Regions from separate parts of the Homo sapiens genome. Here all the other regions are linked to region 2. A link is a contact called in ENCODE Hi-C data. All regions are on one chromosome and are shown on one strand. The core of a region is the stretch at or near the end of the contact, and the rest is flanking DNA. Distances in the headings are between cores, read along the strand shown. Region 1 holds the start of DNAJB2 (DnaJ heat shock protein family (Hsp40) member B2). Region 2 holds the start of SMARCAL1-AS1 (SMARCAL1 antisense RNA 1). Region 3 holds the start of DNPEP-AS1 (DNPEP antisense RNA 1). Region 4 holds the start of STK36 (serine/threonine kinase 36).

Region 1 (3,164 bases), core at 1-2,500, 2.9 Mb before region 2:
TTTTGTCTGGGTGCCACTGGAGAGCCTTGCGCCGATACCTGCAGAAAGTGGGTGCAGAGGAGAGAGTCGGGGGACAAATGCAGGCACTTCCCACCCAGGAACCGAACGACCTGTTTTCCCATTAGCCTATCACTGTCCTTTCACCCCCGGGTCCCAGTCCACCCCAGCTGCTAGGGCTGCCGCTGCTGTGATATTTTCATCAAGTTCCACCCTCTCTCCTCCGCCACCAGTGCTGGGACCACATGTACAAGCGGATACAATGCCAGGGTCCCTAGCCCCTCCCTAGGGCTCACTGGACTGGGGCTGCAAAGGTTGGGGCACATGTGGCCTCGAAGAGTACAGGGACACCGGCCCCTCCTCCTCATAGAGCCTCTTTGCACTGCATCTTTGCACTGCAGCCTGAGAATGCCCAAATCTAGGGGGAAGGGGGAGGGGAGGGGAAAGGAGGAGGAGGAGGAGGAGGAGGGGAAGATCAACTGGAGAACAACCCATAACACAGTGCAGCTCCCAGAGGAACTAACTACTTCACTCTCTGGACGTTCTCCTTGTACTCTACCAGGGGTCTCTTTCCTCCCTGCAGGTGTCACTCGGAAGAAGCACCCCAGTGCTTTCTAACGACCTGGTTCCCTCAGACACCTACAGGTGTCACTCTGAAGTGCCCCATGGTGGTGGCGGGTGGAGGGTGAGAGGTCTTCTGTTGCATACGGAGGCACTTACGCCTTCTTGATGTCATCAGCGGACGCACTTCGCGGCACGTCTAGGATCTCGTAGTAGGATGCCATGGCAACTGGTCAGTCGTCAGGCGGGCCTCCTTGGGGCTGCAGAAGAGAAGGAGTCAGGCGGAAAGAACCAAGAGCCCCACCCTGTGGCTGCAGCAGTCCCCCTCCCCGGGTGGCGGAAGGCGCTCCCAGTTGGAAGCGGAGCACACCGGGCTCTGCTTGCGGCCGGTGACTAGGCTCCCTCCGGCAGCCTTATCTGCCCCCGCAGGCCGGGGCCAAGAGCTATCTCGACGCCCAGGCCCAGGAGCCCTATCGGGGCCCCCCAACTCCAGCAGTCCGATCCAGGGCCCCCAGCCTGACCCGGGCCCCCGGCCGCACCTCCTCCGCCAGGAGTCCCGGCCTCCTGCGGCGCCCCGCCCCTGCCCCCCGCCGGGAACCGTCTGGCACCCGCAGCCCGGCTCGCGGCTGCTGCGTAGGACGCGCCCGGCCCAGCTGTGCGCGCAGGCATGCGTCAGCGGTGCGGAAACTACTAGAGACGGGGAGAAGGCCGGCTCCGCCTGTCCCCTGGGGGGGTGGGGGCCTGCAGGGGCTGCCGGGAGAAGAGGGCGGAGCCGGCTATTTTGGGCACACACCAGGACGACGTCAGCCCCAGCTGGGACCTGGGAGACTGCGGCCCCGCCTCCATCCAAGCGAGAAGCGCTCGCACGGAGGCTGGGGCAGCCCACAAACAAGCCGCTCGGCCCCCAGGTTCCTCTGTCACTTTCTTATAAACATGAGCGATGATCCATGCTTACTCACCCACCTCGAGGACTCAGACTCTTCCCTCCCTCCCCCCACCACGGTTCTAACTCCTCCCCCTTCTTCAGCTCCCAGCTCCAGCCCCAGGTCCCCCAGCAGGCTGCCCTGGCTTTCCTGAGTAGGTCAGAACTGCCTTTTACAGCATCTCGTGGCATTTCCTTCATCAGGCTTGTTAGAGCCACAAATTAGCATTTATTGGTTTGATTATTTTTTATTACCATTCACCTCCCCCACTAGAATGTCGATTTCACAGGACAGGAATTGTGTGTTTTTTCTCACTGGTCTATTAGAGCAGTCGTAGGGGTTCAAAACTACCCGTGGGATGAATAAATAATGAACACCTGCAAACCTCTTGTTGACAGTTTTGACACATTTGGGGGAGGTGAGGTAAAGGGGGCCGTACAACGGAATTCCCCAGGTTCAAGTCTTCCCAAACTGATCCTGAGTAGGCCTATTCCACTTCAAAATGCTCCCTGGGTTCAGGCCTCATTGGAGAGTTAGGAAACCTTCCAGAACTGGCTCCTGCTTGATCCCATCCAGGCCAATCCAAAGGCGTTAGCTGAGCATTTTTCTGCATTCAAGATGCTGCCAGGCCGTATAAAGAAGAATGTGGCCCAAGCCCTGCCTTTGCAGAGCTTGAACTTGATAAGATACCAGCCCATCAGTGTAGCCCGCTGGGAAACCCGAGGCTTTGGAAACAGAGTACAACCTGGCATTACTGTGAGACTTGGGAAAATCTCTGAGCACTCTTTTTTTCTCACTAAATATAGGTAGTGCCTAGGGTTGTTTGAAAGTCAAATGAGACATGGTACGAATTAGGTGTTACTGCGGTCCTGCTGGCATCGTGATTGGCTCAAGCAATAATGGTTATGTGAGTCCAGAAAAGTGCTTTAGGCTGGGGGACCCAGGAATACTTCGCCAACGAGAAGGGTTTGAGGCGGACGTGAGAGAAGAAGGTGGTGTGAGTGTCCTGGTTTCCTGGCTGCCCACCATCAGAACCTCCTGCCTACATTTGGGGAATTCCCATCGCAAGGGCCCTAATGGAAAGCAGGCCACCATTTGCCACAAAGCCCCAATGCTTGCTCTCCCTGACTCGGCTCTGGGGTTGCAGGCAGAAGACATGAGCTCCGCCAATCGGATGCTCCAACTGGGACTTTGAATCTGGAGCAAGTCACGGAATAGCAAGGCTGGTTTAGGAATTCATTTCTGCGGCGGCGGTGGAGGCGATGGGGCCAACAGCGGCCTCTAGTGTCTGGAGGAGGAAGTGTCAGCGCTACTGCCGCAGGTGAGGGACGAGAGTAGGAGGATCACTGCGGAGGGTGGAGGGGACAGGAGTCTCCTACACAGGCTGTCCTGTGCCCAACCTTGACTGTGGTACTGGCTGCCCAGCTTCCCTAGGTGCCTGTCTGATTGCTGACCCTTGTTTGCTGGCCCTTGCATTGATTCTGTGTGCTATCCGATATCTCTATAATTGTTGGGGGCAGGGGACTTGAAACAATTTGCCAGTTAGCTTCTGCTGTTTATAAGAGTCCTGACTGACACAAAGACTAAGGGTTAGACTTGGTATAAGAGGAAGGAGTGGTTGGGTTAAGTCACTCCAAATTTTCCAGATCTCTGCCTTTTTCTTCTTACTCTGCTGTGCCAACA
Region 2 (3,308 bases), core at 469-2,968:
CCACCGCACTCCAGCCTGGGCAACAAGAACAAAACTCTCAAAGAAAAAAAAAAAAGCAAAAAGCAAATCCAAAGCTAAAAAGGCATTTCAGAGGCAATATTTCTCTCCTTCTCACATGGTAACTCACATGGTAACTCAATGGTTCGAAGCACTGCCAAAATGGTGAGTAACTCTTCTGATAACTCACATGGCCCAGCCAAGGTGAGTTATCAGAACCTAAGAAAGTTATGCATTGCAACGTAAATCCATCAGATAATGAGAAAGGTGACATTTTTAACCAGAAAGCATAATAGATTAGACTGAAATAGACCAACCAACCACATACCATGGCGTGACACTTGCTAACATAGTCTTTTTCCAACCTAGAAGAAGGAAAAAAGCATTAGCCTCCCATAGCCTGCACACTGAATTCTCCCCTCACATTCACCCCTTTTTATCATTCCTGGCAAATCAGTCTGCCTGTGGCTCAGTGCAAGCCAGAGCAGCTGGCCTTAGGACCTGACTTCCAACACAACACACGGAGCAACTGACTGACTCTCCTGGGAAAATAAGGAGCAGAAAAAAAAAAATTATGTGTTCACTGTGCAAATTAAGATGCTACATAAAGATGTAAACAAAAAAGAATAAAATTACTCTGTAATCTTACCAGCCATCAATAACCACAGTTGAAATTAATAATTTAGAGTATATAGTTCGGATTTTTTTTCATCCATAACAAAATGGCACATATTTAGGAGATATAAGAATTTATTATAAAGTAGGATCATTGTAAACATTCCATATTGCACCCTGATTATTTTTTTCCATGAATTTACCCGGAACATTTATTTTCCTATGAGCTGAGACATGTTTACAATATTTTAGAAGCAGCGGGCAGGACACACCAATTTGTCTGGCTTGGTTCAGACTAAATAGGCTGCATCTAATGTAATGCTGTGTAACGGTTACAATGATGATGTAGGGGTACTCCAGTAGCATTGCTTAGGCCTCTGGGCAGCTATAGGGTTCAAAGCCTTCCTTCCCTGCTGGGGCTCCCTTTGGCCAGAACCCAACCCCCCTCCCCCCTCCCCCACCACGAAGTATCTATCCCCAGAGAACTTCCACCTTCTCCAACCATTAGCAGTTAGGAAGGGGTGAAGAGGTTAGGAAAAGGTTTTGGAGGTGCACAGCAGAAGCCCTCAGTCTCTCTGGGTAACACACTCCTGCCTAAGTTTCCAACCAGGGATCTCCTGCACCTCCAAACTCCCCAGATCCCAGGCCTGGTAAGCTGTCTCCACTAACCAGAGAGACTCGGCCATAAGACCCACTGATCAGCCCCAAACCATAAATCCATTCCGCCACATGGACGCCCCTCTTCCCCTCTAGGCAGGGACCTCTGCCCCCCGCCCCCCACGCCCCGCATTTCGGGGCGAGCCTCACCCAGCCTCAAGGTAAGCGGGCGCCACGCCCCACTCCCACCCCTACGATCTCCACTTGGATTCACCCTTCCCATTGGCCCACTTCCTCCTCCAGGCTGGCATTGGTCTCGTCCGCCTCCGCCGCCTTCCTGCCAGTCTACCACTTTCTCACCCAGGGAGGCCTAGAACGCGAGCCACATTCGCCCCCGGCCCTGACCCCAGGCGCGACTGCAGAGCCTCCCGAGCGGGACCGGTCTTCCGAGTGGACGGTTAGGCCACGGGTATTCAAGCGCTGCGAGTTCGCCAGCCTTATTGTAGCGGCCAGGCCTGAAGGGCTAGGCCACCGCTGAACTACATTTCCCAGCAGGCAACGCGGCCGCAGTTTCGCTTCCAAAAGTAAGAATGATGAGACGAGAACGCGAGCGGGGCTGCAGTGTCTTCTGGGATTTGTAGTTCGGGCCGGGAGCCTGGCGAGAAACGGGAGCTGCAACGTCATGGGCGGGGCGAAAGTGGTGCACCCTGGAAGTTGTAGTTCTCCAGAGGTTTAGCCAAACACTAGGTCCTGAAAGCCTAGGACGTTGAGGTTTCCAAACCCGGAGTCGGCTGTCTCCAGAGGACATCCCAGACAGCCATACTAACTTGGCAGCTCTTAATAAAAAGTATCTCCCCGGGGCATCCATTCCTGGTATTGCTATACTTGCCATTTAAGCCCCACCCGCTGCGCCCGGCTGCCATCATCGTCATCATTGTAGTCATCAGTCATTGTGTTTAGCATAAATATGAGTTACCTCATTTAACCGCACTACAACCTATGGAACACATTCTTGTCCCCCTTTTACAGAGGGGGAAACTAAGACAGCTATTTGATAATATTTCTCAAGGCTTTATTAAGCTAGCTTGTGATTCTGATTCCATAGCCCCTCCTCTTGAGAGAAGATTAGTCATGAGACTTAAAGAGTCACTTTACCCCATCCTGAGCACCAACATCCTGAGCCATCCTGAGCACCATTGGTGATAAATATAACATTTCTCTATCAGTGTGCATATGAATGTTGCTATTGTTCTATTTTCAAACATGGCTCATTTAAAAACAAACAAGTCTACTAAAGGATTTGAAAAAATGGACCAGACATGCTAAGAAAAAGGAAGCACAGCAATGTGTGTAGTTTGATTTTTTTTTTTTTCATCCTTACCTGTACATGTATGTAAACTCATAAAGGTCTGGGAAGGAAACTTAAAAAGTCACCAAACTGTTCAGGAGCAGAGTGGCATGAAATACACTTTTCAGCTTTTTAATCTCTATTTTTCAGAATGATTTGAATTTTCTAAAATAATAATGTAGAATTTGTGTGACTTTTGAAACAATAAATAATCTCCCTTCTTCCTTCCTTCCTTTTTTTTTTTTTTTTTTTTTTTTTTTTTTTTTTTGAGACAGAGTCTCACTCTGTTGCCTAGACTGAGTGTGGTGGTGTAATCTTGGCTCACTTCAGCCTCTGACTCCTGGGTTCAAATGATTCTCCTGCCTCAGCCTCCCAAATAGCTGGGATTATGGGTGCATGCCGCCATGCCTGGCTGATTTTAGTAATTTTAGTAGAGACAGAGTTTTACCATGTTGGCCAGGCTGGTCTCAAACTCCTGACCTCAAGTGATCCACCTGCCTCAGCCTCCCAAAGTGCTGGGATTACAGGTGTGAGCCACTGCGCCCAGCCCATTTGTCTTAAATGACAAAGACATTGCCTGTCTTAGGGGATCTGTGTGAGGTTTAGTAGTAGAAAGTATTCAAATCTCAGCTCTACCCCTTTTATTGACCTGACATACCCAGTGATTGTGCCTCCATTTTCTCATCTGTAAAGTAAATGTAGAAAACAATACCACCTTGGTAAATCTTGTTATTAGAATCAAAGCAAGGTA
Region 3 (3,191 bases), core at 326-2,825, 3.0 Mb before region 2:
TTCTGTATTTCCCTCCCAAAATGCTGGGATGACAGGCGTGAGCCACCACTCCCGGCTCACTTTCTAAGTTATGCATTTTGGTGATGTTTGAATCTCTTACTCAAGCATGTACTCTTTTCTGTGATCAGAAAGAACATTAAAGGTGGTTCCTTATTCAGGTTGTCTCCTTCCCTTATACATTGTAGCCTTGTTTCGGCCCTTTCACTGTCCTCCTTGAATGTGTCCCCTCCCCAGGAGGTAGAGGACAAGAATGCTCTCTCCATGTCCTGCTCAGCATTGAGCTTTATACATAATTTTATTTATTTATTTATTGAGACAGAATCTCACTCTGTCGCCCAGGCTGGAGTGCAGTGGCACGATCTCAGCTCACTGCAACCTCCACCTCCCGGGTTCAAGCGATTCTCTTGCCTCAGCCTCCCAAGTAGCTGCTGGGATTACAGGCACGTGCCACTACACCCGGCTAATTTTTGTATTTTTTGTAGAGACGGGGTTTCACCATGTTGGTCAGACTGGTCACGAACTCCTGACCTCAAGTGATCTACCCGCCTCGGCCTCCCAAAGTGCTGGGATTACAGGCGTGAGCCACTGCGCCAGGCCCATAATGGTATTTCAACAAACGGTTAGGGAATGCCATGAATTTAAGCCAGCACCTAGTGGGTGAATTCTTGAAAACTCCCCTGCCATATCTACTAGTTTGAAGTGAGGGCTGCAGGACCTTTCCAGCCTCTCCCCATCCCACCCTGTCACTCCCCACCCCAGGTATATAAACGGCAGGTTGCTCCATAAACCTGTGATCTCTGGAATTTTGTTTGAACCCCTGGTAGCTGGGCCCTGTTTTGGATCTAGAGGCCACCAAGAGTCCTGATCAGTTCCTGCAGCTAGGAAGGTGCATGGGGTTTAAACGTGCTACTCACTACTCCTGACATGGGAATACTGGAACTGCCAATAATGTGGAATTTGTTTTTCTGTTGTTTTTAACAAATGGAAAGGGCACAGATATCAGAGTCAAATCCCAGATCCACCCAAACAGCTATGTGATCTTGGGCAAGTCAACTTCTGTGTCCCTTGTGGACCTCCCGTGTAACATAACACTTACCAAAGCGCATAGAAAAAGGTCCAGAAAAGATCTGAGAGAAGGCTGTAGGGTTGTTCCAGGCCTCTGCAATCAAACTGATGGAGTTCAAACCCCACCTGTGCCGTTTATTACCTCGACGGATCACTAGTCTCCGTATCTCAGCTTTCTCTGTTCATGCATAAACTGGGGACAGTAAGAGTACATAGTTGATGGGGCAGTTGTGAAGATTAAACGAGGTAACAGGCCAATCTTTATCATAAAGCTAAAGCTCACCGTGAGCGCCCCATGGACATTAGCCTTATTGCTTTTATTGTCACAAAGGTGGCTGTGGCGAGAGACAGCACTTTGTACCGTACCCGTCGGACCCGGTGAGCTGGAGGGGCGAGCTTTTTATTGGCCTCGAGGCCCGGGGCACGGGGAGGCGGGCCGTCCGCGGCTGTCCTAGCACCTCCGCGGCAGCAGAGGGCCCTGGCGGCGGCTGCGGGTCGCGCGGCGTGGGTGACGGGGGTGCAGGGCGGGGCCTAACGAGCAGCCCCCGCAGGGGCGGAGACGAGGGCGGGCCGGAGGCGGAGGCGCGGCCTGGAGAGGGATGGGGCGGAAGCGGGGCGGGCGGTGCAGCCTAGCGAGGGGCGGGGCGGACGAGGAAGCGTGACGAGCGGCGGGGCGGGTGGAGCAGCCTGGCGAGGAGCGGGGCGGGGTGGGCGGCACGGCCTGACAAGGGGCGGGGAGCGCAAGGAGGCCTGACGAAGGGCGGGGCGGAGCAAGGGCGGGGGCAGGGCGAGTAGTGGGGTACAGCGAGGGCCGGAGCGGATGGGGGAAACCTGGTGAGGGGCGGGACAAAGCGGGGAGGGCGGTGCAGCCTGGCGAGAGGCGGGGCGGACGAGGAAGCTTGACGAGGGGCGGGGCGGGCGGTGCAGCCCTGCGAGGGGCAGGGCGGGCGGTGCTTCCTGGCGAGGGGCGGGGCGGGGCGGGCGGTGCGGCCAAGCTAGGGGCGGGGCAAGGGCGGGGCAAGGCGGGTGGTGGTGCCCAGCGAGGGGCGGAGCGGACAGGGTAAGCCCGCCGAGGGGCGGGGCTGACCGAGGTGGGCGGGGCGGATGCCGAGGGGCGGGGAGAGGTGGGCGGGGAGGCCAAACATGGGGCGGGGCGGCGCGGCCGGGGAAGCGTGATGAAGGCCTACGAGTGCGGCGCGGCCTGAAGGGGCACGCGGGGGACCTGCAAAGCTAGTGAGGGGCGGGGCAGGCGGCGCGGTGGGGGCGGGCCGAGCCCGGAGGCCAGATGAGCGGACACAGCCCCACGCGCGGGGCCATGCAGGTAAGTGGCTCCCGACGGCCCCACTTGAATTTCGATCCCAGACCGGGTCCGGCGCCCTCCGGGGCCCAAGCTTAGCGCGGTGCTGCAGTGGGGCCGCCTGACCCAAAGCGAAACCGAAAGCCCCGCGGAGGGTGACCTGACGACTTTCCCGGGACTGGAAGGGGGAGTCCTGCGAGAGACTAGGTGGGTGCGAGAGAGGAGTCAGGGTGCTCCTTGGGGTACAGGGCTTTGGCTCCGGGCTGGGTACGCGCACGTGATGCAGGCCGCCTCAGAGTATGGGGCCCGCTTGGGATCCCGGAGTTTGGGAGCAGAACAGGATTTCCTAGCTGGGCAGGGACATGGGGGCGGGACTTAGGGAGTCGGGCTAAAGTTCGGATTAAGGGGCGGGCCTGGCTCATGATCCTGGGCCGGCGGGCTGAAGCTTTCAACGGAGTTTCAGCCCTGGGTTTGGGTCTCTCGGTGGGGACGGGCGGAAGCAGAGGTCTGTGCCTTAGAGTGGTCACTTCTGGGGGTGGGGATGGGAGAATCCTCGGAACCTGGGTGAAAGGTCAGGGGTCCCAGACCTTGTAAAAGTCTGAGCATCCCCCTCCCCTAGGTGGCCATGAACGGTAAGGCCCGCAAAGAGGCGGTGCAGACTGCGGCTAAGGAACTCCTCAAGTTCGTGAACCGGAGTCCCTCTCCTTTCCATGGTAAGCGGTGGCCAGGGCAAGGGAGGAGGGTGGAGGCTGATGCGCCCTTCACCAGCTTCCATCGCTGTGAGAGGGTGCTTTTCCCACAGCTGTGGCTGAATGCCGCAACCGCCTTC
Region 4 (3,275 bases), core at 706-3,205, 2.3 Mb before region 2:
TCTCAGTGTCCTTAGCTTGCTCTACCAGTTCTCTAACCTGGAGAGAGGTCGGAGGTGGGGAGAAGTTGAAGGCAGAAAGCATACCTGGTCTTCAGGAAGTTTTCCGTCATCTTCTAGGATCTGAAAGAGCTCTCCCTCAGCATAGTCTGTCACCACCACCACCTACAGAGAGAAGGCAGTGGCACTGATGGCTCCAGATTCATGCATTCTGAGGTTGGGAAATTCCTGGAACCCTTGTGCTTGGGGAGACAGGGCCCAAAACTGTCAAAGCACACCTCTTTATCAGTTTCAAAGCTGTCAAGCATATGCACAATGTTGGGATGCCGCAGACCCCGCATTATTTCAATCTCTCGTTGCAAATTCCTCAGCTCCTTCTCTGAGCGCCCCAATTTTGGGATGAACTTCAGGGCCACGACCTGTCAGTGGTAAGGTGAAAAGTTAACGCCTAATCACACTACTGAAAAGATCTAGAATTTCAGCCTTAATCTCAGAGCTCCAGAAGTCAGATTTTAGAGTGTTTGAGTAACTCTTATTATTTCTGTTAGTCTCCCGCTTCCATTTTCTCCATGGTACCCTGGCCTTATCCAGGCTTTCCCCATTCCTCATCCCAGGAGGAAACAGCATCTGCAAAACATTTCCCCTTCTGGAAGAAGTGTTCTGATTTGACCAGCACTCAAGATGAGATTTAGGAGAAAGGAAAGGAAAAAAAAAATGAAGAGGAAATAATAGAGTTCAAGTGGTTTACCTCTTATTACATGGTGTGCTAGAGACTAATAATATTTGTTGTTTACTAACAGCCAGGCACTGTACTAAGTGATTTAATGTGAAAACATATTTAATCCTCAAACTCCATCAATCAGTTGCTGTTCTTATCCCCATTCTAGAGATAAGGAAATTGAGACATAGGGAAGTTAAGTAATTTGTCCATAATTCTAGGGCTAGAAAGCGGTGGAGATGGAATTTGCACCCAAATAATCCAACTTCAAAGCTTATACTCCATAAGAAGTATGAGGGAGTCAGTACCTTAGGAATACAAACTGGTATAAATACATTCCTTCTAGATCCATTTTCCACTGGAGTTGGGGGTACCAAATCCCACCCAAAAGGTATCCCTCTTTGTGCAACACCTGAGCACTGTATTTTCTTCGACCCTTGTACACCCTCCCAAAAGAGCCTTCTCCAATCATCTCCAACACGTGGTACTTTTCCATGACAGAGGTTTCAGGATCTCTTAGAAGGAAGAAAGTAGAGACGGTGAAGAGCTATAGATCCAGGGACAGTTCCACAACATCTGGGACGCCTAGTTGGGGCACGGGAAAGGAAAAATGTTAGCCACCTTGCCTTTTCCTCTTTTTCACAATAAAGCCTCAAAAAACATGGGAGGGTGGAATGCATGCAAAGATGATGCGCTCTTGGAACAAACAGAGCTTCTCTTTGTAGTTCCTCCCCACTTTCATCCTCCTGTCCCCAACCCGGCCCCATGCCCAACTAACACCTGGTTCCCCTTCTCCCTCACCCAGCCTGGCTCACTCGACCCTACTCTTTCAACCTAGCCTCGCCCAACCAACCCTGCTCCTTTGAGTCTCCCCCAAGTTCCTGCCACTCCCAGACTCCTCAGCACCCGCTCTCAGACCCCCTGGCCCGTGCGCTTCGCAGGCCAGAGCCCCTCTCTCACCCCCAGCCTAGGAGCTCCAAGCTCCTCAGGCCAAGGGACGGATTCCCTGGCGTTTAGCCCCATCTCTTCTGGCTGCCTGCATACGTTGCCTGACTTATAATTCTTCTCCACCCGCCTCTCCCTCCGGTCTCTTTCGGCTCCCTTTCTTACAATTTTACTCGCTAGAACTGGTGAGAAGTTCAGAGGACAAAGGCGCTCAGAGGTGTGGAATGGACGGCGGACCACACATGGGCACTTCCTGGGACACATCCGAACTGCCTCAGGGCCATCAGGCCCGGCTAAGGACCCGGAGTCTGCGGTTGCCTAGAAACGACGCTAGCTGCCCACCCCTCTTAGTTTTCCGCCTCCGACTTCCCTAAGGGCATTTCCGGTTCCGGCTGCGGGCCGGTGAAGATATGGCGGCGTCTGCGTCTGCAGCTGCAGGGGAGGAGGACTGGTAACTTTGGGGGCATGGGCTTTGGCTGACAGCCTGGATCTAGTCCAGAGGCCTAGCAGCTGTCGCAGACGGTCCGTACGGCGGGCGTGTGGGGTGGAGCGAGGGATGAGGGATGGCAGAGATGCTGACATCTCTGGGAAAGCTGGACTGGGGAACGGGAGGGTGGAGGGGCGCTGATCTGAGTGAGAGGAGAACGGGTCGGCGCCCGCCAGGCCAGTTCAGGCCTCGCCGCATCCGGTTCGATCCCTTTTCCTCCAGCTTCACGCCATCCCTTTCTCTCCTCCTCAAATGAATTTTCTCAGGGGCTTTGGGGGATGCCTGCCCATCAGACCTCCCCATCTCCCTTTCTCCTCTCAGAACCAGTGCCCTCCAGTTCCGGCCCCCTTTCCCCTTGGATCAGCCTTTTTCCGCCGACGCTTTCCTCAGCCTTCTCTCTCTCACACAGCACTAGTGAGGACTATTGTATGAATAAAGCTTTACACTTCATATAAAGTCCCTCTAGTCCTTCTCTCAAGCATTCTTAACCAAAGACTAGAACATGGAAGGACTCTGGGATTTGGAAGTAGGATCAATGTGGGTTAACTCCACATTTTATTAGCTGTGTGATGCTGAACAGGCCATCTAGCTTCTGTGAGTCAGTGTCCTCAGCTGTAAAAAAAAAAAGTGGGTGTGGCATTTACCTCAGAATAGTTGAGAGGATCACGACGGATTTGTAATATACTTAAGTCTGTTTTTTGTTTTGTTTTGTTTTGTTTTTTGAGACAGAGTCTCACTCTCGCCCACGCTGGAGTGCGGTGGTGCGATTACGGCTCACTGCAGCCTCGACCTCCCCAGGCTCAGGTGATCCTTCTGCCTCAGCCTTCCGAGTAGCTGAGACTACAGGTGTGTGCCACCATGCCTGGCTAATTTTTGTATTTTTTGTAGAGACGGAGTTTTGCCATGTTGGCCAGACTGGTCTTGAACCCCTGGGTTCAAGTGATCCTCCCACCTCAGCCTCCCAAGGTGCTGGAATTACAGGCGTGAGCCACCACACCCGGCCTCCTTTTCATTAATAACTGAGGTGCAGGCACCTGGGAAGACTAGATGAGTCCCAAAGAAGTAAAGTGATTTGCCAAAAGATAGAAAATTATGAATAGAAATCCATATCTGTCTGACTCCACACCT

Evidence for each region. Hi-C counts contacts between places; a loop is a spot of excess contacts on that map. Pooled maps may share reads with other maps.
Region 1: a loop to region 2 is called in a pooled map, with 10 times the contacts of the local background. The contact joins the promoter of DNAJB2 here to the promoter of SMARCAL1-AS1 in region 2. A Hi-C loop is called at or near these places in 7 of 50 pooled maps.
Region 3: a loop to region 2 is called in a map of CD8-positive, alpha-beta T cell, with 19 times the contacts of the local background. The contact joins the promoter of DNPEP-AS1 here to the promoter of SMARCAL1-AS1 in region 2. A Hi-C loop is called at or near these places in 4 of 168 maps with a recorded cell type or tissue (CD4-positive, alpha-beta memory T cell, CD8-positive, alpha-beta T cell and naive thymus-derived CD4-positive, alpha-beta T cell) and 13 of 50 pooled maps.
Region 4: a loop to region 2 is called in a pooled map, with 7 times the contacts of the local background. The contact joins the promoter of STK36 here to the promoter of SMARCAL1-AS1 in region 2. A Hi-C loop is called at or near these places in 5 of 50 pooled maps.

What each region holds. Positions count from the first base shown.
Region 1 is chr2:219,277,452-219,280,615 of GRCh38, reverse strand. DNAJB2 (DnaJ heat shock protein family (Hsp40) member B2) reads right to left here and starts at 1,250. Exons shown (of 9, transcript NM_006736.6): 1 at 1,098-1,250; 2 at 718-818; 3 at 1-38. The coding sequence starts at 782. RefSeq lists silencers at 926-1,405, 2,647-2,849 and an enhancer at 2,426-3,130.
Region 2 is chr2:216,410,910-216,414,217 of GRCh38, reverse strand. SMARCAL1-AS1 (SMARCAL1 antisense RNA 1) reads left to right here and starts at 1,718. Exons shown (of 5, transcript XR_001739881.1): 1 at 1,718-1,793. It overlaps SMARCAL1 (SNF2 related chromatin remodeling annealing helicase 1), which reads right to left and starts at 1,734. Exons shown (of 18, transcript NM_014140.4): 1 at 1,570-1,734; 2 at 326-362. RefSeq lists enhancers at 1,625-1,714, 1,845-1,934, 1,678-1,972.
Region 3 is chr2:219,386,954-219,390,144 of GRCh38, reverse strand. DNPEP-AS1 (DNPEP antisense RNA 1) reads right to left here and starts at 1,575. Exons shown (of 4, transcript NR_183823.1): 1 at 1,349-1,575; 2 at 1,097-1,258. DNPEP (aspartyl aminopeptidase) reads left to right here and starts at 2,233. Exons shown (of 15, transcript NM_012100.4): 1 at 2,233-2,386; 2 at 2,982-3,075; 3 at 3,165-3,191. The coding sequence starts at 2,351. RefSeq lists silencers at 1,432-1,581, 1,662-2,181, 2,202-2,441 and an enhancer at 2,706-3,191.
Region 4 is chr2:218,670,766-218,674,040 of GRCh38, reverse strand. It overlaps STK36 (serine/threonine kinase 36), which reads right to left and starts at 1,955. Exons shown (of 27, transcript NM_015690.5): 1 at 1,826-1,955; 2 at 1,128-1,300; 3 at 276-416; 4 at 85-162. The coding sequence starts at 1,211. It overlaps RNF25 (ring finger protein 25), which reads left to right and starts at 2,039. Exons shown (of 10, transcript NM_022453.3): 1 at 2,039-2,111. The coding sequence starts at 2,071. RefSeq lists an enhancer at 2,035-2,134.